Linked DNA regions of Homo sapiens: regions 1 and 2 are each linked to region 3. A link is an interaction called in ENCODE POLR2A ChIA-PET data of the cell type or tissue named here. Cell type or tissue: HepG2. All regions are shown on one strand.

Region 1 (8,000 bases), 110 kb after region 3:
CTTGAACATGTCACTTATCCTCGCTTTCAAGTAATGGCATTCATTTTAAAAAAGGTTATTGAAATGTCCTGAAAACTATACTTGAAAGATCACCCTACAACTCCTGAATCTATCTGAAGGTTGGGTTCATTCCCATATTCCTGTGATCACTAAAGAATTAAGCTGGCACAATATCCTACAGGGGTTAGTTCAAAAGAACAAACAAGACTAAACTTAAATCCTAGAAAAATGCAAAATCAATATACTTAAACAGCTTAAGGGTTTCACTTTCCTAACACGCAGAAGAAGGGAGAAAAGATTCTTCACACCTAACTGCCTGACTACAAAAGGACAATCATTCACACATCCCACATCCACAAGAAAATGACTTGCACAGCTTAAGCATGCTACCAGTTTGGGAGCTCTTAGTTAAGAAGACAAAGTTCAAGATCCTACCTAAGAAAAGCATCCGAGACCTCTGTTGGCTAAAACAACCAATCTTACACGGAAAGGTATTTGTTAATACTCTTGTTGTGAGACAGTTTCAGGACTACTTAAGGAAGGAAATGCCAAATACAACAGTGAGCAAAGCCAGCAATGACAATGGCAACTGAGATGCTATCGCAAACTCTTACAGGTGAATCAATATGTAATATTGGGTTACCACCAGCAAATGAGAACAGTTATGAACCTCTGCTGTCCATATCATTCCAAAGAAACTTCAATCACCTCCACACCTTTGCCTTCTTCCTAGATCTAGAGCCTAAATGTAGTCCTACTCTTGTACTTCCCATCTCCTCTTCTGCTTCCTTCCCTGACATACACCAACACCTTTACCTTCAAGATGCAGTCAAAAGTTATGATCTTTCCAACTGAAGTCAATAAATATTTACTGAGCTCTTCTGGGATGATGTAGTAGAAAATTTAAAGACATTTAGTGACCTATTTATTGTTATCCAGAGCCTTACATTTCAAACTTTCTGTGTAAAAGATTACAATACAGGGTATTGAGTCCAGTTCTGTGACCAGATAGACCTGGATTCAAATGTAAACTTTGACCCTTTAAGACTTTACCTCTCTAAATTTCAGCTTCCTTACTTCTATAATGTGGATAACAATATCTATGTGTGCTTGTGAGGTTAAATGAGATAAGCAATATGCTTAACAGTCCAGAGTTCAGAAGTGAGAGGTTAGCAATGTCACTGCTAATTATTACTACAAGAGAAAGCACAAATGCTCCCATGATTTAAAAAATGGCACCAAAGTTTGGAGGCCAGAATAGACCCTCTAAGTTGATTAGAGAAGGTTTGAGAGAAACGGTCAAATCTCAGTTACATCTTCAAAGTGAAAAGTGAACAGAGAGACATTAGTTATAACCTGGATCTGAGGCTAATTTGCTTTGTGACCTGGGTGATGGGCAGTGGGGAATCATTTAAAATTTCAGGGTCTCAATTTTTCTATTTGTAATTTCAAAAACTGACTTAAAGGATGATTATAATCTTCCAGAGCTAACATTCTGTTATTTGGTGTAGGAACCAGGTAGGCAAAGTGAAAGGAGGAAGGAATTCCAGGTACAGTTTATGGAATGTTGTAAAATTCTCAAAAATATATAGCTGTATAGAAGTCAGGAAACGATCCCCTAGCTACAGCATAAGATCCAATGGGGGAAAAGGGAGGAGAAAACATGAACTGCTCATTTTTACCTCCACCATAGGTAGAAAGGAGCTACTAGAGGTTACTGAGCAAGAGAGTGGCATAATAAAACAATAATAGCATCTTAAAGAGCAGAAGACGGATGTAATAAAAAAACAGCATAAAGAGTAGAATAAACTGGGAAAAGGAAGAGTAAGAGGATGAAAACCAAGGAGAAATCAAACGAATGGGATTCAATGATTCTGGGACAATGGGATGGGAATGGCAACCACAGTTCTTGCCTCAAGTTTTTAAACTAATTAGAAGCATTAGCTTAGAAAAGTCCCCTAAAGTCTCTAGGTCTCAATTCCTTCATAAAATAACTTTTATCTCCTCCAACTATGATTCTAAGATTCTGATACAATTTATCTGGATTGAGGCCCAGGTTTTTTTTAAGATCCCCAAATGTTTCTATTGTACAAGCCAGGGTTGAATACCATTGCCTAAACAAAGGAGAAAAAAACAGTTATGGGTTAACTAATAGGACATCTGAGAATAGGCCAGAAGTGATGAGACAGAATTCTAGGGCACAGCCAGGATAAGCGTACTTATGCACAGACTGAAACAAGGCCATCTTTTCCACTGAGAGGGGCAGGAAAGAGGTATGGTTGGGTAAGTCGCTCTTAGGTTGCAAAGCAGAAGTTGTGAGCTGATCTCCTCCACCTTCTCCATTGAAGAATCTGTCTCAAATTCAACTATAAGCCAATTCACATTACGATTAGCACTTCAGAAATTTCTGTACAATAAAAATATTGCCAAAGGCAGCTAATGTATTTGCTTATTCCAAAACAAGCAAACTATTAAACAATCTGAACTTTATTACAACTTTCATTTCATTTACCGGTTTTCATCATTCCACAAGCATCTACAGAACGCTAAGCTTAGTATATGCCGATCATTGGGAATACATGAATAAATTAGGGCTGCTGCCCTGGAAAAATTTATATAAGCGGAGAAAACTGACATTTTAAGGATTTCAAAATCCAACCTGGTAAGTGCCACAAAAGACAGAGGTATTAACGCTACTTGTGGGAGTTAGAAAAGACTTAGAAAAGCTGACATATGAGCTGTGCCTTAGATGATATGACTCACTTACACAGGGCCCAGGGTTTGAAAAAAAGTGGCTCTAAAGCATATAAATGCTTATAAAATGCTTTAAGAAAATAAAACTGAAAAAATTAGTCTCAGCTATAATTATGGTAATTTTTTTTTCAAAAATGTTATTCATCTTTATACTTTGAAAACCTAAAATTTTTTTTTTTTTTTTTTTTTAAGATGAAGTCTCACTCTGTTGCACAGGCTGGTGTGCACTGGTGCAACCTTGGCTCACTGCAACCTCCACTTCCTGGGCTCAAGCGATTCTCCTGCCTCAGCCTCCAGAGTAGCTGGGACAACAGGCATGCGTCACCACGCCTGACTAGTTTTTCTCATTTTTGTAGTGACAGGGTTTCACCATCTTGGCCAAGCTGGTCTCAAACTCTTGAGCTCAAGTGATTTGCACAGCTCAGCCTCCAAAACTGCTAGGATTACAGGCATGAGCCATCGCACCCAGCCCTAAAAACCTAAAACATTTAAGGATTATATTCAAGGTGGAAAAAATCTGCAAAAATTTACAGTAGACATTTCAGAAAAGAGAGATTTATCAAGCATTATGTCCTTTAAAAATGTTTCTTGTGTATATACATACAAAAATACACATAAACAGTATCAATAAACACGTATGTGGATCTTCATTTTTATATTTCTTTTTATTTTTAATGTATTTCAGCTTGATTTGTTTTGAAGGCCAGGTACCTTCAAAATAAAAAAGAAATATAAGCAATTTAAGCAATATAATAAAATTTTAAGCAATTTATCATAGTTATTCCCTATTCAATGCCTTAAATCCTTCATACAGTGATGCAGAAAATAACTACTTCTCTAAAAATATATACTGATATTTCTCATTTAAGAAACACCAAGCCTGTAGAGTCTTATATGGGACAATCCAGTGCAGATTTTAATTGTACTTATTCACAATTCATTAATATCATGAATGAGACAGAAATGATGAATCAAATTATTCTAGTTGCTATCACCATCTGGAAAATTCATAGAATAACTTTATTTACTAGATATAACAGTATTCACAGTTAAAGCAATTTCACACATTTTTTAAATGCTGGTTCTTTAAAAATAAGTAATGGTCTACTTATAGTTATAAAAATAATCTTGTAAAGTTATTTCACAAATCAACCATGCCTCCTAACACTGAAAAGGAATACTTTTAACTAAAATACAGTATAACCTTTTATTTACTCCAAAATGTAAGTCACTGGTAAATAAACACAGAATTCCATAATACTTCTTTCATTCTTAGAGAAGAAATGGTTTTTCAAGGCACAGCATTTTGTTTTTATTAATATGGTATGCAGCTGTATTATTTGTACTGCTGCCCAACATTCAGTAAGTGTTCAAAGTATTTCAAACTGGCAATTCGTATTTAATGCCTAACAAAAGAGTCATGATAGTGACTACTGGGAGCATAAGGATAAAACTGAGCCACATTTATTCTGGGGAAAAAACTTACAAAACTGAAAAGAGTGACCATTTTCCACATTAAACTCTACATTAAGAAAAGAAAAGTCAATTTACAAAACCAACATTTTTTTTTAAGTGTCAGACAGTGACTTCCCAGAGGCTTAGAAACATGATATAAGTATTATGTTATTCCATTAGAAAACGGTTCTTCACAAATTCAGTTATACATTTAAACTCTCGATGAAACCTCATCTGTTTACCCAAACCAGAGGAAATAAAGCTGTCTGCAGGAAACAAGACAGCAGCTTATTGATCCAGCATTACAAGGTTGACCTTCTCTCAACAGAATGTTTAGCTATGTTATGTTGGAATAAAAGGCAAAGGTTAGGACGCAAACCCCTTCTCACTTCCTCTGGGTATGGACTTTGTAACTGTAAAATACGTGGGAACTCCTACATTTCCAAATTTCCAATCCTTTAATCCATGGCCCAGGAAACTATCAGAATAGGAAGAAAGTAATGAAGATGCTGTTTAACACAAAATTTAACAACACGCAAACCCTTGAAATATTTTGTTCCAAAAATAACCAAATAGCGAAACAGTTTTATAGGTAGTAAAAGATCACAGACCAGAGGCCTTAGAGATCATCTAACTTTACCCTGTTTTTCCATTTGCTGAATTAGGGCCTCAGTATCAAGGTTTCACCGTGCTCTGTAGCACTTTCCTATAATGTAAATGCTTTCTGTGCCACGGTCAATGGAGATTTGATGTTATTCCCCAAAAGAAATATTATTGCCTTTAAATAAACATACTCCTTGCTTCCAAGGCCTGACAAGGTTGTGTCAAAAGGATACAGGAGCCAGTTTGAAGAGGATGGCCAAAGTTGGGACAATCTGAACATCAAAAAGAATGCCTGTAATTGACTGAAACACTGAATATATAAAAATCCTTAAGTCAAAAATGATACTCAAAAAGAGAAACACAACCAAAAAAAAAAAACTTGAGGTAACTATTATACCAAGAGCTTATTCTGAAATTTGATAAAGGGGAAAATTAAGTATTTATCCTGCATTTCAAATAAAAGGCTGTATTTCACAGTAATCAAATAGCCCACATTAATGAGGGAAAGCTATTTTGCTCAGAAAATTGCAACCTAATGAAATTGAAGAAATAATAAAACTTAAAAATTCCATTTTAGGGTATAGAGTGTTAACGTTGCAAGAGTTCTAGAGACTGGTTGCACAACAATGTGAATGGGTTTACCCCTACTAAACTATATACTTAAAAATGGCCAAGATGGTGGCCGGGTGCAGTGGCTCACACCTGCAATTCCAGCACTTTGGGTGGCCAAGGCAGGCAGATCACCTGAGGCCAGGGATTCGAGACCAGCCTGGCCAACATGGCGAAACCCCATCTCTACTAAAAATACAATGAATTAGTCAGGCGTGGAGGTGCGCACCTGTAATCCCAGCTGCTTGGGAGGCTGAGGCATGAGAATCGCTTGAAACCAGAAGGCAGAGGTTGCAGTGAGCCGGGATTGCGCCACTGCACTCCAGCCTGGGCAACAGAACGAGACTCTGTCTCCACATAAAAAAGGCTAAAATGGTTAATTTTAGGTATGTGTATTTTACCACAATTCTTTAAAAATCCCATTTTATCACCATTTTGCTATTCCCAAAGAGATAACTGATTCAGGTAAAATCACCAATGGATACTAACACTATTATGTCAAAGACGTCAAGGAACTAACTATTTGTATGGTACCAACATCTCACTCCTCCCAGATTATATGCCAGTATCAAAGGGAAAACTATAATTTTACAACAGGGAGATCTGTCATCACCTTACTCAATCTTAGCTTCACTAATAGTGAGATAACTGCATTATGTGGTGCCTGATATGAAGCAATGTAAACCATACAAAATTGGCTATGAAAATACCCTTACCAAAAATGTTTGTTCTGAATCTAATCAAGAATTTAGATCTAAATTCTACTTACAGAAAATACAGAGTTTAGACGAATGAATTAAATACCCTCACATAGAAACAATTAAGCCAACCAAGAAAAACAAAGATTCTCCAAGACCTGTAACATCTTGCATCTCTCCAACAGTTCACCGTCATGAAAAGGGAATGAAAAAGGAAGGAGAAGAACTATTTTAGATTGTAAGTGACTTAAGTGACATAACCATAATTAAATGCAATCCTTGGCAGGATCCCAGTTTGCCAAACACACTATACAAGACATCACGGGAATGACTGGAGAGACTTTAACATAGCACAGATATTAGAAAATATTAGAGAACTACTGTCAACTGATATAATAGTGTGCTGGTTAAACGGGAAACTGTCCATGTTTTTTACAAATACATAACAAAAAAGTTAGGGCTGAAATGTGATGTTTCATAATTTAAATTACTTCAGGAAAAAACATATGGGAAAAAGTTAATGTAAGGAAATAATGTATCTAGGCAATAATCACCGATGGCTGTTAAAAACCATTAGGCAAAAAAGCTTAATGGGAAATCAAGCTTTTCCCATCAGACTGATGGATGGATCAGTCCAGCTAGAAACACCTGAGCTCACTGATCAATCTTCATGCCAAAAAGAAAACTAATCCTATATTGTATCACTTGATAGGAAGCAGTAAGAAATATACACTGATAACTAGGAAGGATTCTATACTCCTAACTCCCAATTAATCTTGAATCTGAGTAAGCCCCAGATCTACTACCAATTTATAGGAAATTCAGAAGGGAGAAACATACTAAACAGCACCACAGGCAGGGATGCAATCAACAAATTCCAGAATGTGGGAAACTCTATAGAGCAAACAATAGAGTTTCAACAAATCAATTGAATATAGAAAAAACAACACAGTTTCAACAAATAAACTGAAAGAAAAAGAAGAGAAACAAAGTACATATTAAGATACTGTGTTCAAGAGACATATAAACCAAACATAATATAGATCTTATCTGGATTCTAACTTTAACTATAGAAGCATTTATGAAACAACTGGATAAATATGAACACACATTGAATATTTGATAATTTAAGAAAGTAAGTTTTTTAGATGTAACAACAGTATTGTGGTTTTCATTTTGTTTAATGCTTACTCATCACAGACCTATTTTAAAAAGAGTGAATGAAGTGATAAACTGTGCTTTAAGACAATCCAGCATGGAATGGGGAACATGGGTTTGGAAGGTCCACAGATGAAAACTGGCCATATGGGAGTAATTAGTTGGAAGGCGGGTACGTGGGGATTCATTATTCTACTCTATGTTTGCATACACCTCCATTATAAAAAGTATTTTTTTAAAAAGAAACTCAGTAAGAATGCAGGGAATGACCCCTAATCCCAGCATCTTCACCTCATCATAGAATCTTCATCTAATACCTAGCAAAATGAGTACCAGCCAAAAGACCTTAAAATAAAAACTAGCAAAAGATTTACTAGCATTAACAAAAGAAAGAAAAAGATGTAAAACCTACACTACAAGCCTGATACAACAAATGAAATAATAAAGAAGATTCCAGTGAATAGCAGTGTGACTTCATCCCCATCTCTTAATGCACTAAACATTAGGGGAAAAACAAGGTGGTGAGGAAATGGATGGTATTATTCTGCCCTCTTTATTTATACATAGAAAAATTTCCACAATAAGTAGTAAAAACAAATGATTACAAAATCCTTCAAAGGATCACTATAGAACACATTTATTTAATTTCCCACATAAATTGGTTGCTTTCTGATTTCACATCTTCTCACTTTTATCCTTCTACTTCTAACTGTCAAGGAAGAA
Region 2 (8,000 bases), 110 kb before region 3:
TTAACAATTAGATCAGTAAGGCAGGATAGGGAGTGCAGAAATAGACCCACACATTATTGACTTCTGATTTTTGACAAAGGTGCACAGGCAATTCAGTGAAGCAACAGTAATCTTTTCAACAAATAGTGCTGAAACAGTTGAAAATCCATCTGCAAAAGAAGAAAAGAACTTTAACCCCTACCTCGCATCATTCACAAAAATTAACTTACAATAGACCATAGACCTAAACATAAAGCCTAAAACTATAAAACTGCTGGAAGAAAATATAGATCCCTGTGATCTTAGGTTGGGCAAAGATTTCTCAGACATGAAAAATACAATCCGTAAAATAACAAACTGACAAGTTGTTCATCATAATTTAAACTTCATCATAATTTAAAACTTACATTATTTGAAAGATATTGTTAGGTAAATGAAAAGACAAGACATAGACTGGGAGAAAATATTTGCAAATCATGTCGTATGTCAGATAAATGACTTGTATCTAGAATATATAAAGAACTCTTAAAATTAAAAACAACAACACAATTTTTAAAAAATCAGTAAAATAGTTCAACAGGCATTTCACCAAATATGATACACAATTATTAAATAAGCACATGAAAAGATGCTCAACATCATTAGGGAAATACATACTAAAACCACAATGAGATATCCCTTCCCACCATCGGAATGGCTAAAATTAAAAAGAGTCACCATACCAAGAAAAGCTGAGTATGTGAAGGAACTGGAACTCCCATACACTGCTGGTGGGGTTACGAAATTGTATAACCACTTCGGAAAACAGTCTGACAATTTCTTAAAATGTCAACATACATTTACCATATGATCCAGCATTTCTACTAGGTATTTCTCCAAGAGAAATGGAAGCACATGTATGTATAAAGACTAGTACAGGAATGTTCATAGCAGCTTTATTTGTAGTAGCCTAAAATGGGAAGCAGCCCAAATGTCCACGAACAGGTGAATGAATAAACAAATGGATATCTATACAATGAAATGGTATTCAGCAATACAAAACAATGAAATTGACATATATGACAATATGAATGAATTTCAAATAATTATGATGAGTGAAGGAAGCTAGGTAGAAAGAGACATATTGCATGACTCCATTCATATAAAATTCTAGAAAGTGCAAATGAATGTACAGTAACAGATAATAAATGAGTGATTGCCTGAGGATTGAGGGAGTGGGAGGGGTGGGGGACAGGGATAGGAAAGGACACAAGAAAACTTTGGGGGTGGTGGGTATGTTCACCATTTGATTGTGTTGATGAATTTGTGGGCATATCCATATGTCAAAACATATCAAATTGTACACTTGAGATATGTGCAGTTCGTTGTATGCAATTGTACCCCAGATGAGCTACTTAAAGAGACAAAAAAAGGAAAAACTTTACAATTATGTTCTCAAAACTTTCTGTGTGGATCGGGATTACCTTGGATCCTGTAGATGGTACTACTTATCTCCTCTCTTTCTTGAAACTTTCTTTTGCCACCATTTTCCTAACATTATTCCCTCTAGGCTCCTTTCTCACCTCTCAGAGCCTCCTGTCTTCTCTGTTTTTTTCTTGGTTCTTATCCTTCCTCCTATGTCTTAAACAAGAGCATTCTTTAGGGTCTGTAGTTGGTTTCTCTTTTATTCTGATATATACTCCTTTCTGAGGCATCTCTCCATCCTTCCACCTCAGCTACTATCTATACAATAATAAATCCCAAATCTACATGGCAAGACTTGGCCTCTCCATATTCCTACCAGGCTCCGATCAAACACCTCTACACCACTTCCAACTTAAGACTGCAAAATGACATATCTTCCCCCATCCACACCTGCTGCCCAGCATGTGTTGAGGTCTCGGTTTGCAGCACCACCATCTCTGCAGTTAACCATTGCACAGTGGATGAGAGCATGGGCACTGGATTTGAGTCCTAACTTTGTCACTTATCAGATTTGTTTCTTGGGCAAGTCATTTACCTTCTCTTTGCTTTGCTTCTTCATCTTTATGAGTCTGTTCCACATAAGATTACTGTGAGGATTAAATAAGATTATAAACATAAACTGTTGTATATCGTGCCTGACAAATAGTAAGTGTTCAAAGATTACTTTGTGGTAATCTTTGAATTGCATGTGTCACAGCTGTTTGTTTCATTTCTGCAGCTTTCTTGTCCCCTTCTCTCTCCCTCTGCCATCTCTAATCCCAAACTCATTATATCTTGCTACCATGATGAGACAGCCTATTCTGATCTCTTCTCTTCAGTCCCTTCTTTAAAGTCCTACCTAAGTGACCACTGAGCTCAGGTCAGGTCATGTACTTCCATGATCAAAGACCTTTAATTGGTCACCTTTGTTCAAATAGCATGGGACATAACAGGACATTCCAGAGTCTAATAGCTCTAACACCACCCCACTCTTCCAGCCTCAACGTGTAAGACACTCTCTGGCCTGAACCCCACATCACCCAGCTACTCTCAATTATTCTGCCCTATCCTCCTTAAACCCTAACCAGCGCTCCTGTCATGTGTTTGAGGAGGGCATTCTTCAGCTACCCACCTTCCAGGATCAGCTCAAATATCCCTCTTTCTTTTTTTCTTAGCCAGGTCTCATTCTGTCACCCAGGCTGTGGAGTGCAGTGGCACGATCATGGCTCACTGCAGCCTTGACCTCCCCAGGCTCAAGCAATCCTCCCACCTCAGCCTCCCGAGTAGCTAGGACTACAGGTGTATGCCACGGCACTTGGCTAATGTTTTATCTTTTGTAGAGACAGGATTTCACCATGTTTCCCAGGCTGGTCTCAAACTCCTGAGCTCAAGCAATCCACCCACCTCAGCCTCCCAAAGTGCTGAGATTACAGGCATGAGCCACTGTGCCCAGCCCAATTCCATGGCTGGAATTAATCAGTCTCTCTTCAGTGCTTCCACTATACTTTGTTTATATGTTGATCTGGAAGCTAACATTATTGTCATTTATTTTCCTGTTCCCCTAACTTACCTTTGTTTAGGCATTCAATGAAGGCTTGCTGAATGGAAATGAAACAGGAAGAAAGAATATGACAAACAGTCTGCCTAACAGCTGCCTGACATCTCCCTGGTAATGTCACTTGCTCACAGAGGTTCTTTGAAGATTGACACTTTACAAATTAGCATCCTGTTCAAACTGAAAGAGCACCAGAGAAACATCTCAATGGAAGGCATGCAAGTATAATAGCAGTAACACCATTCACAGGTTTGCAGAGTGGGAGAAGAGAAATACGTGAGTAAATGAATGCTGACTTAAACTCAGGTATTCTGAAGGGTTCCTCCTGAAATTAAGATGTCTCTCTTCTGAAAGAGAAGTTGCTAACTCTTCATTGATCAGGAATGCAGGCATGTACCCTGAGACCCTCTCCAGTCTTATTATTTTGTAAATTAGGGTGCAAACTTTACAGCTGGGGCTAAGACTGCATGACCATGCAAAGTCCCTGATGCAAGAATGTGGGAGGCACTGACAGCGGCTTGCCCTTGATAGACTCCTCCAGCCACCACTAAAGGGCGCCAGGGACAGGGTTAGAGTGTGACAGAAGGAATGAGCCCAAGAAGGTGGCTGCCAGTTTCTCTTCCCCACATTCTTCCAAATTCTCCAGGGCATCTTTTGAATATGACTCTTTTAGTCAGTTTTCATTTTTAGACCAATATTTTTGGAAATTTTTCACTAAAGCAGTCAATGACAACTCAACATAGTCAACAAGTCAATGTCAACTTTGACATTGGTCCATTGATTGCCCTTTCTTTTCCCAGAAACTCTGGAGTTACCACACAACCCATACCACTATCAATGAGAGGCCACCTTCTAACTGCGAATGGTGGACCACAGGAAAGGCCCAGTAGAGCAGAGGAGAGTATATGACCTCATGCAGCCAGCAAGGACGAATGTACCTCAGGAAGAAGGAGATGGGGCTACATCATGGGCCACTCCGCCACGGACACTGTGGCCATTCTCTGTTTGTCTATCTCCACTCTTAAAGGCCAGGGGCCATGACTTACTCTTCTTTGTATACCCAGCATCTAGTTCAGAAGTTGGGTTCTAGTAGAATTAAATGTTTGTTGAATAAATGAATAAACCAATGCACTTCTCAGAGAAGTATTCTGAGTAGGATATATGAGGAAGAATTTCTACTTGTGGGAAAAGCCTTGTTTCTCTTTCCTTGGTATTAATTGTATCAACTATGTATAAAGGAACATTCACTTTTTTCTAGACATAAGTACTTAGGTACAGTGGCATAACTATTAAGAAATTTTTAACTCTAAAATTTAGGAAATACAGGGAAAACTCTTCTGTGTCTGAGAATACATAGAAAGAATATACATAACAACAAGTTTTGCTTGGTTGGGTAATTTTCATTCCAAATAAACTTATCACAAAAAAACTCAGCTTCCCAAGGTCATTCCCCCGCTGCCAGATACATACTTATCTCTGAAAGAGCTTGGAAGATGGACCTTTCAATTCCTCTACAATTAGTAGCTGAGTTACAGAGTAACCTGCCAGCAATCCTATCAGCATTCATCAGACTATTTAAATAGAGCAAAGTCCACAAAAAATTCCACTGAGACATGCTGAGCAAAGGCCGGAGCCCCAGAAGAAAACAAGTACAGACTCAGAGGAAAGCTGCCCTGGTCCTGAGTGTGACTCCCATGGTCCCCGTGGGGTCTGTGTGGTTGGCAATGAGCTCTGTGCTGTCAGCTTTCATGAGGGAGCTCCCTGGCTGGTTCCTGTTCTTTGGGGTCTTCCTCCCCGTGACTTTGCTGCTGCTCCTCCTCATCGCCTACTTCAGGATCAAACTGATTGAGGGTAAGTGTGAGGCCACACAAGGAAGAACTTGGGCATCCTTTCCCACAGCACATCTTGAAATATACCGATGCACTGTCAGTGTTTTCTGGCCAGGAGAAACATATATATATATATTTTGTAGGTACTTCTCAATCAGTGTTCTCTCAAGTTCCTTGATCAATTTGGCCAAGTTTGATCCTTTCCACTGTGTGGATCTTGTGCTGAGATGTGAAGGTCTGCTGTAGGGGGCCCTCACGTGTAGCACCTCACAGACATACTGTGAATCAGCAATTTTGACATATGGTTGCTTGTCTCTCTCTCTCAAGGCAATAGAGTCACATATGTGAAAACATTGTTCATGGTCTGCCTTCTTTACATGACAGATGTGTTTATGTGGCCATGTGTGTGCATGTCCGTGCGTGTGTATGCGCCCGTGTGTGCACACACACAACTTTCTCATCCACTGAACTTCTGGTCAGGGAATGTTCCAAACATTCTGCTGTCACAGTCTTTGTAAATGTAAAGCCCTGATAGATAAATACTTGACCTTGGTGTAAACGTTCCATGGGATTATAGTCTTAAGGTGGAAAAAAACCAAACCAAACAAATAACTCAGGAAGCTTAAGGTGATTTGGAATGGACATTCGGGTCTTGGATTGACACTGTTTATTCTGCTATAATTAAAATTAATGAAACTGGGCTGTAACTAGATAGACTATGTGTTAATACTGTGCCAAGTACACATGAGATTAATATCATCAAGGTTAATAACTATTTTAGCAAAATCAACAAAGACCAGTCATATTTCTTAATTTGGATAGTGTCATATTAAAACAAATTTGAAAAACCCTCCTCTTTGAACATCTGTTTATGTAATAACATACATGAAGGCATTTCTTGGACTTGCCAAGCTTTTGTGGTAATCTTAGATCACTAATGCTATAATATATAACCTAACAGAAGTGCAATGAGGGATATTTCTTCCTAAGATGAGATTTGGAACATAAAGAAATCCTAGGAGACACAGACAGTATGTCATGGAATCAAGTTTTTCATCACAACTTACTCAAATATGCCCCTAGCCTTTCATTTTTCGTGTGTCTCATTTTTATGAACAGCCCTTTTGCTGAGGGGTCAAGCCATATTCTGCCTCACTCTATAATATTCATGTGATAAATCCTTTTCTTTGTTAAGTCAGTTTATCCTCCACTGCCCTAAGACCAGTCTGTTGGATGCTCTTGTCACCCAGCCATTCATTACCACTGAACCCCGGAAGTAGCCTCCAAAAAGGAAGAGAAAATAAGAAATCCCCAAGATCATAACCATGGCTTCCCTTCAGTGTCTTCCAAGTCGAAATGTTTTTCAGAGTTGTTGCAAAGATTCCCATCCGTAACACTCACTGCATCTCAGCCTCCCATTGACATTGAACGTCCCAGGGACAATAAAACGATGCTGATGTCATCATCGGGGACTTGGAGACTTCCTGTAGTTTCCAAGTTTCATCTCTGGCTGGATGAAATTTTCAGTATTTCAAAAACTGCAGCAAGTACAGGTCTAGATAGCCTCATGGATATCAAGATCCCTTATTGGCCTCTACTTCACAGCTATTACAGGCCAGTTAATTCAGTGGGACATCTGGTATTTGGGATAGACTCTGCAAAAAGAGGGTGAATCTGTTTTATAGTTTTACTCATTCCTGGAAAAACATCTGTAATATGTAACATGTAAATGGGTCTATGGTATTTTATTTAGATAATTCTGAGGTATAAATGTATGAATCACATTGCTTTAGAATACCCTGGAAAAGTCAACGTGCAGGGTATGGCCTGGCATCACAGGGGCTGATGCAGGGGAAATGCAGTCCAAGTGCCAGCCCCAGAGGAAGTGCTCCATGTGTGTACACCTCTGTGATGATTGCACGCTGATGCCCTCCTATCTTCAGCACTTCCCTGCCCGTGCAAGTTATCTAGAGATCAAGTCTCAGAAAAAAGTTACTACCTTAAGTTTGTAACTCAATACAATTGAAACTACTTCTGAAGGATTTGAGTGAAGGGAGCAGAGGCTCCCAATAACCTCTTGTTTCTTCACACTTCCTTCCCCTTTCTTCATTCCAAATTCTGACATGCTACTGAGCTTTTCTTGACTTCTAGACTTGCCCACAACTGTTAAGTCTGTCCCTTCCATCTCAGAGCCTTTATTTTTGTAGCATAGGATCTAACCCAAGGGAAAGCAAGCATGTCAGCCTCACACGATGAGGGTCCATGCTCACTGGGTAGAGTCATTACACCAACTTTAAAGCTTACTCCAAACTTATGTCATATTCTGGATAGCGATAATTCTCATTCATTTATTCAACGAATATTTGTTAGTCTATCATATACCACAGACTGTCCCAGATACTGGGACAGATTTTTACTATGAGTTTTTAAGACTAAGAGAAAATAATCCCAGTTCTAGAAAACCACAGAAGGCATCTGGCAAAATCAGCAGAAGTTAGAGGAGGTGTTGCAAATCTGTATGTTTCTGATTCTGGCCTCATTAAATGTCTGATCAAAGAGCTATAATAATAACCTGGACTTTTCCCTCAGTGTCAGGGCTGAGCACTTCACCAGAGGCAGGATCCTCTACAGTGAAGGGGCACCCCCAGCCAGGTTATGAGCCTCCATTTTCTGTGGTTTTTCCCCATTGTCTCCTACTTGGGCTTGCTCTAATTGAAGTGTGCCTGGAGCTTCCAGGCTGCAGGTAGGAATTACAGGAAGAGTGAGTGAGGAGGCAGAAGGAGCTATTTACCATGGCAGAACAAAAATGTGTGCATCCGTTACTTAACGCAATGGGGGTCCCATCTGAAATTTATTGTTGGAAAGAATACTAATGACTAGAAACACTATTACTGCCAACCATCTGGAAGATGCTCAGTGAGGATGTCAAAGGCATTTAAACGAGAGCAACTCCATCTTGAATAGGGGCTAGGTAAAATGAGGCTGAGACCTACTGGGCTGCATTCCCAGACAGTTGAGGCATTCTAAGTCACAGGATGAGATAGGAGGTCAGCACAAGATACAGGTCATAAAGACCTTGCTGATAAAATAGGTTGCAGAAAGAAGCCACCCAAAACCCACCCACCAAAACCAAGATGGTGATGACAGTGACCTCTGGTCGCCCTTACTGCTACACTCCCACCAGCACGACAGTT
Region 3 (8,000 bases):
TTTTGAGGTAGAGAAAACAGATATTCAAAATAACTTACTTTTTACTTTGGATGTTTATAGAGCTTACTTTTTACTTCGGATGTTTATAGAGACTGAGTGAATTTCTGTTCAAAAGATACTGGAGGATACAGTAAAATGAAAAAAGGAAGCCATCCAGAATAAACAAGCCATGCGATATGACTGCTGGTTACCCTGTCCGACTCTCAGATGACTGTGAGGACTTGCCAAGCTAGCACTCAATCTTTATTGACCCATATGTGTCAGTTCCTATGTTAAGATACCAGGGAATCAATGATGAGCACGACAAACATGGTCTCAGGAAATTTATATGCAACTGGCAGAGAAAGAGAATGAATGGGAAGCCAAAAATAAAGCATTATGTATCTACCAATTTGGACATAATTAGGTACCTGGCCCAATTGGCTCAAAGAAAAGTGACCAGTAGCCTACAAGATAGCCTGATACAAGAGCTCTGCACAACAACAATCTTTTGCTCTGGGGATGAGGAATAGCAGATAGAATCACGACTTCCCTCAGGGAGATTAAATACAAGACAGACAGTCACACACACACACACACACACACACACACACACACACACATACACGCACAGTCATAAAGTGGTATAAACAGTAGGAAAGACAGCGAGAAGGCAATTAGCAGAAGCCAAAGGTATCACGAGGCCAACCTATATTTGCCAAAGTTATTTTCCACTGGTCCCACTCATCCCATGAGTTATATACACCACTCATTCCCAAAAAGAGCAGCAGAGTGAGACAAGAAAAATTCTCCTTGTTGCATATGATTACTGAGCACCAAAACACCTATTTGTATAACAGACACCCTGAGGAGTCCTGCAATGCAAAAACCCTGTTTCCCATTATTCCTTTCACTTGGGAAACCTGATGTTTCCCAAAACTATTTAGCAAAAGAGCCCACTATTTTTTAATACAACATTTACTAATGTATTCTACAACAGAATTTTTGTTTTAAAGACCACACCTCACTAAATGAGGTAGGAAAGAATTACAGGTTGAGCATCCCAAATCCAAAAACCCAAAATATGAAATGCTCCAAAATCCAAAAGTTTTTTAACGCCAACATTATGCTCAAAGAAAATGCTCATTGGAGCATTTCGGATTTCCAATTTCTTGATTTGGAGTGCTCAAGTATTACAAAATCTGAAAAAACTTGAAATACAAAATATTTCTGGTCCCAAGCATTTCAGATAAAAGATACTCAACCTGTACCACCATCTGACTCTAACGCAGATGTAGACACTGGTATTCACATCTGTTTGATTCAAAAATGCCAAAAGATAATCCAGTTTAAACTGGTCCAAGATTAGATATGCCCAGCTGCCTGGGAGAAGCAAGAAATTCTCATAGACAAAAATCTCAAAAAACATACATTAAAAATCACAAAACGACAAGGAAACCAGACACCATTATTGAGAGACACAGTATCAGAATCAGATCTTCAGAGACTGCACATAGTAGAATTATCAAGAACAAAACACAAAATATATATGTTTTATGTGTTTATAAGAAATATTTTAAAATATGACTAAGGAAAAAGTGAATATGAAAAAGCAGGTTTTGAAAATAATCAAATAAAACACCTAGAAATGAAAACTATAGTAACTAAATTATAATCCAAATGGACAGGATATGACAAAGCTGAAGAGAAAACCAGTGAACTGGAAGATAGATCTGAAAAAAACTATCCAGAATGTGGCTGAGAAAGACAAAGGGAAGGACAATATGAAAGAACTTCACAGACATGGAGAACAGAATGAGGGGTCTACAAATATCTCATCAGAGTCCTAGATGGAGATGAGAGAGAATAAGGGAAAGGCAATATTAAAAGAAACAACGCTATAAAACTTCAAATTAAGAAAGCTCAATGAATCCCTAGCAAAATTAATAAAATTTATTAATCTACAATGATTTTATTCTACTAATTTATTATTTATACTCAACATATAAAAGGTTCTAACACGCATTATTTTTTTAAATAGCTATAATAAAGTCATCAAGACAAGAGGGAATGAAACATAAGCTAGGGAATAAAAAGAAGGACTGAGAAGGAAAATTGTAACAAAAAAACACAGAAAAGTCACTCCTAAGAAACCTAAAACAGATGTGCTTTGGAGGCTTATTCAAAAAGGCAAACAAAATAAGTAGTACATTTCTTCTTATATTCTAAAAAGCATCAGATTATCAGGTGACACATATTAAATGCTACATATGAATGTTCCAAGTTATAACATTTATAGCACTAATGTTCAATCAAACTCGATTGGGTCGGCTCAGACAGCAACACCATCTAGTGGCTCACAACTTTGTCTTCACACTGTTCACAACACATTCCATAAATAATAATTCTCTTTGGGGTGGGGGTGAAGAACCAAGGCACAATGCATAATGGTAGCACATAAAAATGTACAGGGGCATGTAAGTTGAAATTGTTCCTCAAAATAGTTCTTCCTTTCCCCCGAGATTCTGGTATGTTCCATCTTTCTTGAGAATCACCAATTCTTAACAATACGGAAGAAAAGTACTGCAGTATAATCACAGTGTCCTGGGCTTGACCCCCAGCCCTACTCTTAACAGCTCTGTAACCACAGTAAGTTACGTAACTTCTCTATGCCTCAGTTCCGCTCTTTAAAAGTACCCACCTTATAATGGTGATGAGATAATTAAATGAAGTATGTTTAAAGTGATCAATAAAATGTTTGGCTTATTACATGGATTCATTAAAGCCAGCTGAAATTACAAGACCTTTTTGAGCTGCTCTAAAATAATAATTGATTTTAAATATGATTTTAAAGTTTTCCATTATCTAATCAAACTTTCTTATTTCACAAATAAGAAAAATAAGGTTATAGAAAGTTTATCTAATTTTTCAGTCTGATTTCTGAATTTCTTTTAAAATAATTAAATTATTATGTATGCTCTTAATATACACTAATATTCCACACTTCTATCCAGGAAAGTAATTTTCTTCCATTAACATTGCTTTTAAAAAAAAAAAAATCAACAACTTGAATTCTACTGTATAAAAAGGACTACAAATATACATTTGTTAACCAAGCAAAATATACACATAATTTTGCTTCATAACTTTCACCTAAGATACCAGTACACGTAGTTGCTTCATTAGTTGTCACAGCAATTTTGGGGTATTGCCCCAGATAAAGAGAACCACTTACTGACTTATCAAGACATATTCTAATTTTTTTCCTCTGATTTATTTACAAGTGTCAAAACTACCTCTACTTGTATACAAATCTCCAAAATATCCTTCCCTATGAAGCCTGTTCCAATCTCTCAATATTGCATCATTCTCCTTCAAGAGCATTATTCACATCTATGGCACTTATTCTTCTATTCTACTCCTTTTGATACTTATTACTTTCAGATACTGAGTTCTTTAAGAAAGAGGACATCTTACTTCAATGCCTCCTACTGAGTAATTAGCTGACTAGTAGGCCAAAAGATAGCTGCTGATGGAACGGCTCAATGCCATAAGGCCAGTCAAAAAGTTGGCAGAGTTGAGTCTAGAATTCAGGCCTGCTGGTTTCTTACACAATCTTCCTTACCTAGCTGATGGACTACCAACCCATAATGTTCAAGGACCTAAACCAAACACACACTGCCAACTAGTTTCTGGGAGAAGACCAGCACAGACCAACACTTCATTTTCACAATTCTACATTATGCTTATACTCTTCCTTAGTAAACTAGGGCATTTCCAAATACATTTTGGGAACTAGAGGGAAAAAGCCAATCTGCCCCTTCCTCTTAAGAGTAGGCCATACCTCATCTTTATGCAGAAAGGACAGGGGGTTTCCTAGTCTTGCACATTCCTCCACTAAGACATCACTTTCGCTGTCATTTCTTCTTGCTATCTGAAGCATGCCTTTGCTTTGTTTCTGTTCTTACAGTAGAATCTTCATAAAGTACAATCCGAGTCAATCTCTATTCTAATAATATGATATCAAGTTTATTAAACAATAAAAACCATGCAACTGTTAATAAAACTTGCCAAATACACTTCAAAAAGAAATATTTTGAATATAACTTTCTATATTAAATATCAACAAGCTTAGCTATCTATTTTTCGTCTGTCTGCCTCTCCCTAACCCTACTTATACCACTCACTAGCAATATAAAGTTAACGGGTTGAAAACTTTAAAACAATAAACAAAAAAAGCCCTTTGGTCTACTTTCCAGGTATCAGAGTTTTAGTTTTTTTAAAAACCTATATATTATAGATACCCACAAAAGAGAGACAAAACAAGACAATTTGGATGGGCTCAAAATACATTATTCAAAAATTAGAATGCTAGCTTTTGGGAACTTTCATTTAAAAAGAAAAAGAGTAAATGAAATCTACTGCAGATGCAGCCCAAGGAAGGCAGGCTGGAATCTGAGAGGCTGAGCAAAGTCCCCCATGCCTGTGCTGTTATTTGTGGCATTCAACACTGAGGCCAAAACATGACATTTCTGGAGGCCTCTCAACTTGGAGGAATTTGTGCAACTGCTTACCCGGCAGATTGTAGTGAATGCCACACACCACTGGCGTTTTATAAACACCATCACTGTCTCCGTGTAGGGCCCTCCACACTGCAGTTATTGTGTGCTGAGGAGACGATGATGGGAAGCGCACAATGCAATCTATACATTACAGCCCTGAAGCTATGTATTTTGCACTAGCTCCAAACAACACTATGCAAATATAAAAGGCCAAGGAAAGAAAGGTATGCACAGAGCAAACACAACAACTGATACATTGTTGGGGGAGGAGGATGGGAATCCAATAAAACCATACGGAAGAAGAGAGAGTGTCTCAAATCCAAGGCTGTGATTTATCAGATAATTATTTTCTTACCAATCTAAGGGAGCTGTCAACACATCTCTTTCCCAAAGTTCATTCAAACCCCAGGAAAAAGAAACCCTGGTCAATTTTGTGTGTGTGTTAAAAACATAATTCCAGTAGTAAATGAGACATTGATATAGTAAAGGAAGATTCTTAAGAAAAGCTTCCCTGATCATTAGTAAGAATTAAGTTTGAAAACGTTTTTTCCAAATACTCAAAAAAGATACATATTATATATAATATACAAACATATGCATGTAGATACATAAATATAGAAGACATATACATAAATACATATTTCTCTTTTCTAAGAGATGGGGTCTTGCTCTGTTGCTGAGCCTGGAGTGAAGTGGCACAATCCTGGCTCACTGCAGCCTCAAACTTCTAGGCTCAAACGATCTTCCTGCCTCAGCCTCCTGAGTATCTGAGACTACAGGTGCATGCCACCATGCCTGGCTAATTTTTAAAATGTTTTGGTAGAGGCAGATGGGGTTTCATCATCTTACCCAGGCTGGTCTCTAAAACCTCTGGGCTCAAGCAATTCTCCCACCTTGGCCTCCCAAAGTGCTGGCATTACAGGTGTGAGCCACAGCACCCGTCCCTTTCTTTTTGTTTTCTTTTTTTTTTTTTTTTGTAACTGAAAAATTTTTTTCAAACTTAATTTTCATTAATCAGGAAAACTTTGTATATACGTATACAAGTAAACAGTTAAGATAGATAAGAGATTTACGTAAACATGTTGGATTCTTACAACATATTTTTCTTGTATACTATTCCTTAGAGAATAAACCAAAAAAAGGAAGGGAGGGAGAAAGGAAAACTTCTCACAGTTCATTAAGGATTGCCACATCTTTTCCATTCCACAGGATTCAAAGGATTATGACAGAATATTGGGGGAATTTTGCAGTGTTGTTGACAGGAATGACACAAAATACCATTCAATGTAGTTTCAGTTGCTAAAAATTAAAATTAAAAAGCTGCTGCTTAGAAAAACACACACTAGACTAGAACAGACTGCAAAGATACCCTCCAGTAACTGTAACCTGCAATCATTTAAAAGGAAATCCTAGTAAAGCTATAAGCACACAGGTTCACCTTTAATAAAATCACATAGATACTTTGACTCCTTACTTGCCCTTCTTACTTGTTATATAAGTAAGGCCCTTATTTCATGAGCACGATGCTTCCAAGCCCATCAAGTCTAAGAGCAGTATTCAATGGAATGTTCTTCCACCCCAGTCTGCTGGGTTTTGAAATATTTCAGAATTCTTAACTGAGCATATAATTAATCTCATAAGCAACTCGGTAAGCTTAAACAAGATGCAAAAATATATTTCATTTTTATGCTATGTGGAAAATGGCACCAAAAAAATCTGAAATCCTGCTACCAACATTATTAACACAAAAAAACCCACTGTCAATAACAGTTGAAGTCTATGATATGGCCCCTTTTTTTAAAAAGAAAATAAATGCTAATTTTTAGTTTTAAACAATATCAACCTTTTAATATCTCATTCATAACTACACACGAATTTATTTCTTAGGCAGTTGTAGTTTTTATCTCCTGCAGCCCAGAAATTTTCAATAGTTTTCAAGACACAAGAATCAGCTAGTAGACTAGGGTGTGCCCACTTGGAGGACTTCTATCTCCAAACAGGTATGCAGAAGGCTATTCCAGGAACCAATTCCCACTCCTCACATTTACATTCTAGCTCCACAACAAACCCAAAGCCAACCTCTGGAATGAAGATGCAGAAAACCTCAAAAAAGCCCCCAGAGCAATGGATCTTAAAGCTTGCTAAGAAAACCATATTTGATGACATGTAAATACCCACAAATTTTATACAAAAAAAGTTTTTTTGCTTAAACAAGACAATAAACACCTCTGTCAGTTCTAGTATGTCAGTTGCTCAGCCATTCATAAAATACAGCCCTGCAGGCATTCCATAAATGCCTTCCTTTGGTAATAAAAGTTTAATGGAATAGTATTCTAGCTTATGAGGAAGAATTATCTAAATCTTCATTTGCTCTAAGTAAACAGCTGCTAAATAGCCTGCTAAATTTGCAACTTCTTATCTGCAAAAAACAAATATTTCTACTCTTAGAGTTTATTTCAGTGGGAAATAAGTTCACCTTTGACATTCTACATTTTTGTAACACAACTGGTTATAGCCAATGTCTCTCTTCTGACCCTCCAACAGAAGGGTAAGTCCTTGGACACTAGGGATTGGTTTATTCAAAATTACAAGATAAAATATACTATTTTTAAATCTTGTGGGGTTTTTCTTACTTGTAAAAGTACTAAATAGGGTTTAATTTTTCAGTCTAACCAAGTTATTTAAATTACAAAGACATTGCAAATATATAAGTGGCATACGTTTACATTAAGGCCCTTCTAAGCCAAATAGTGATAAAATACAAGAATACTAGAAATTTATCCAAGGCATACGACTTAAGTATTTTCATCAGAAATTTAAGAAAGCTGGTAAAATCCTGAGAAAAATATATAATCAGGATTTTAAAATATAATAACAATTAGAGTTAATATTTATCAAGCCCTTACTATGTCCTAGGCATTGCTCAAAACAAATCATAACCAAATTCAGCTATCGATTAGTTAGCAAACAGCTGTGAAGTAAAGGAACCCAAACATGCACTTAGTAAGACCTCCTACAGTCTTAACGTGAGGCCTCTCAAAGCAGTTCTTAACTCTGGCTGCACAAATGCTCCAGCCGGCATCAGACCCGCTGAATTAGAATCTACAAAAGAAGAACCTGGGCATCTGTAACTTTTTATTTAGACCAGTTTTAGGTTCGCAGCAAAATTGCGCATAAGGTACAGAAGTTTTCCATATATTCCCTGCTTTCACACATGCATAACCTCCCCCATTGGGATAATTACCAACATCCCACACAGTGGGTACATTTGTTACAACTGGTGAACCTCCACTGACATGTCGTTATCACCCAAAGTCCACAGTTTATGTCAGGGTTCACTCTTGGTGTCCTGCATTCTATGTGTTTGGACAAATGTACAATGACACGTATCCACGATGTATTATAGCATCATACAGAGTAACTTCATTGCCCTAAAAACCCTAAAATTTTTTTAAAAGC

Evidence for each region. ChIA-PET counts read pairs that join two places held together with the same protein. Peaks named below come from ENCODE experiments on the same cell type or tissue, not always from the same donor. Only the 100,000 strongest peaks of a DNase experiment are listed, where the experiment ranks them.
Region 1: POLR2A ChIA-PET joins it to region 3 with 6 read pairs; 3 of 35 experiments call an interaction of 5 or more read pairs at or near these places.
Region 2: POLR2A ChIA-PET joins it to region 3 with 6 read pairs; 1 of 35 experiments calls an interaction of 5 or more read pairs at or near these places.

Annotation. Positions count from the first base shown.
Region 1 is chr6:131,034,664-131,042,663 of GRCh38, forward strand. All of the region lies in intron 1 of EPB41L2 (erythrocyte membrane protein band 4.1 like 2), which reads right to left. Among named protein-coding and RNA genes, the nearest start is that of EPB41L2, 25 kb to the right of the region's middle. In HepG2, no CTCF peak of the experiment used is centred here; a DNase peak (open chromatin) is centred at 4,528; H3K4me3 peaks cover 590 bases.
Region 2 is chr6:130,822,824-130,830,823 of GRCh38, forward strand. SMLR1 (small leucine rich protein 1) reads left to right here and starts at 4,583. Exons shown (of 2, transcript NM_001195597.2): 1 at 4,583-4,828. The coding sequence starts at 4,591. RefSeq lists an enhancer at 3,326-3,620. In HepG2, CTCF peaks have their summits at 3,514 (motif pointing right) and 5,025; DNase peaks (open chromatin) are centred at 98, 2,338, 4,548 and 5,058; H3K4me3 peaks cover 3,678 bases.
Region 3 is chr6:130,929,296-130,937,295 of GRCh38, forward strand. The region is part of intron 3 of EPB41L2 (erythrocyte membrane protein band 4.1 like 2); the gene reads right to left. Among named protein-coding and RNA genes, the nearest start is that of SMLR1, 110 kb to the left of the region's middle. RefSeq lists a silencer at 1-208 and an enhancer at 2,193-2,362. In HepG2, no CTCF peak of the experiment used is centred here; DNase peaks (open chromatin) are centred at 4,626, 5,766 and 7,836; H3K4me3 peaks cover 958 bases.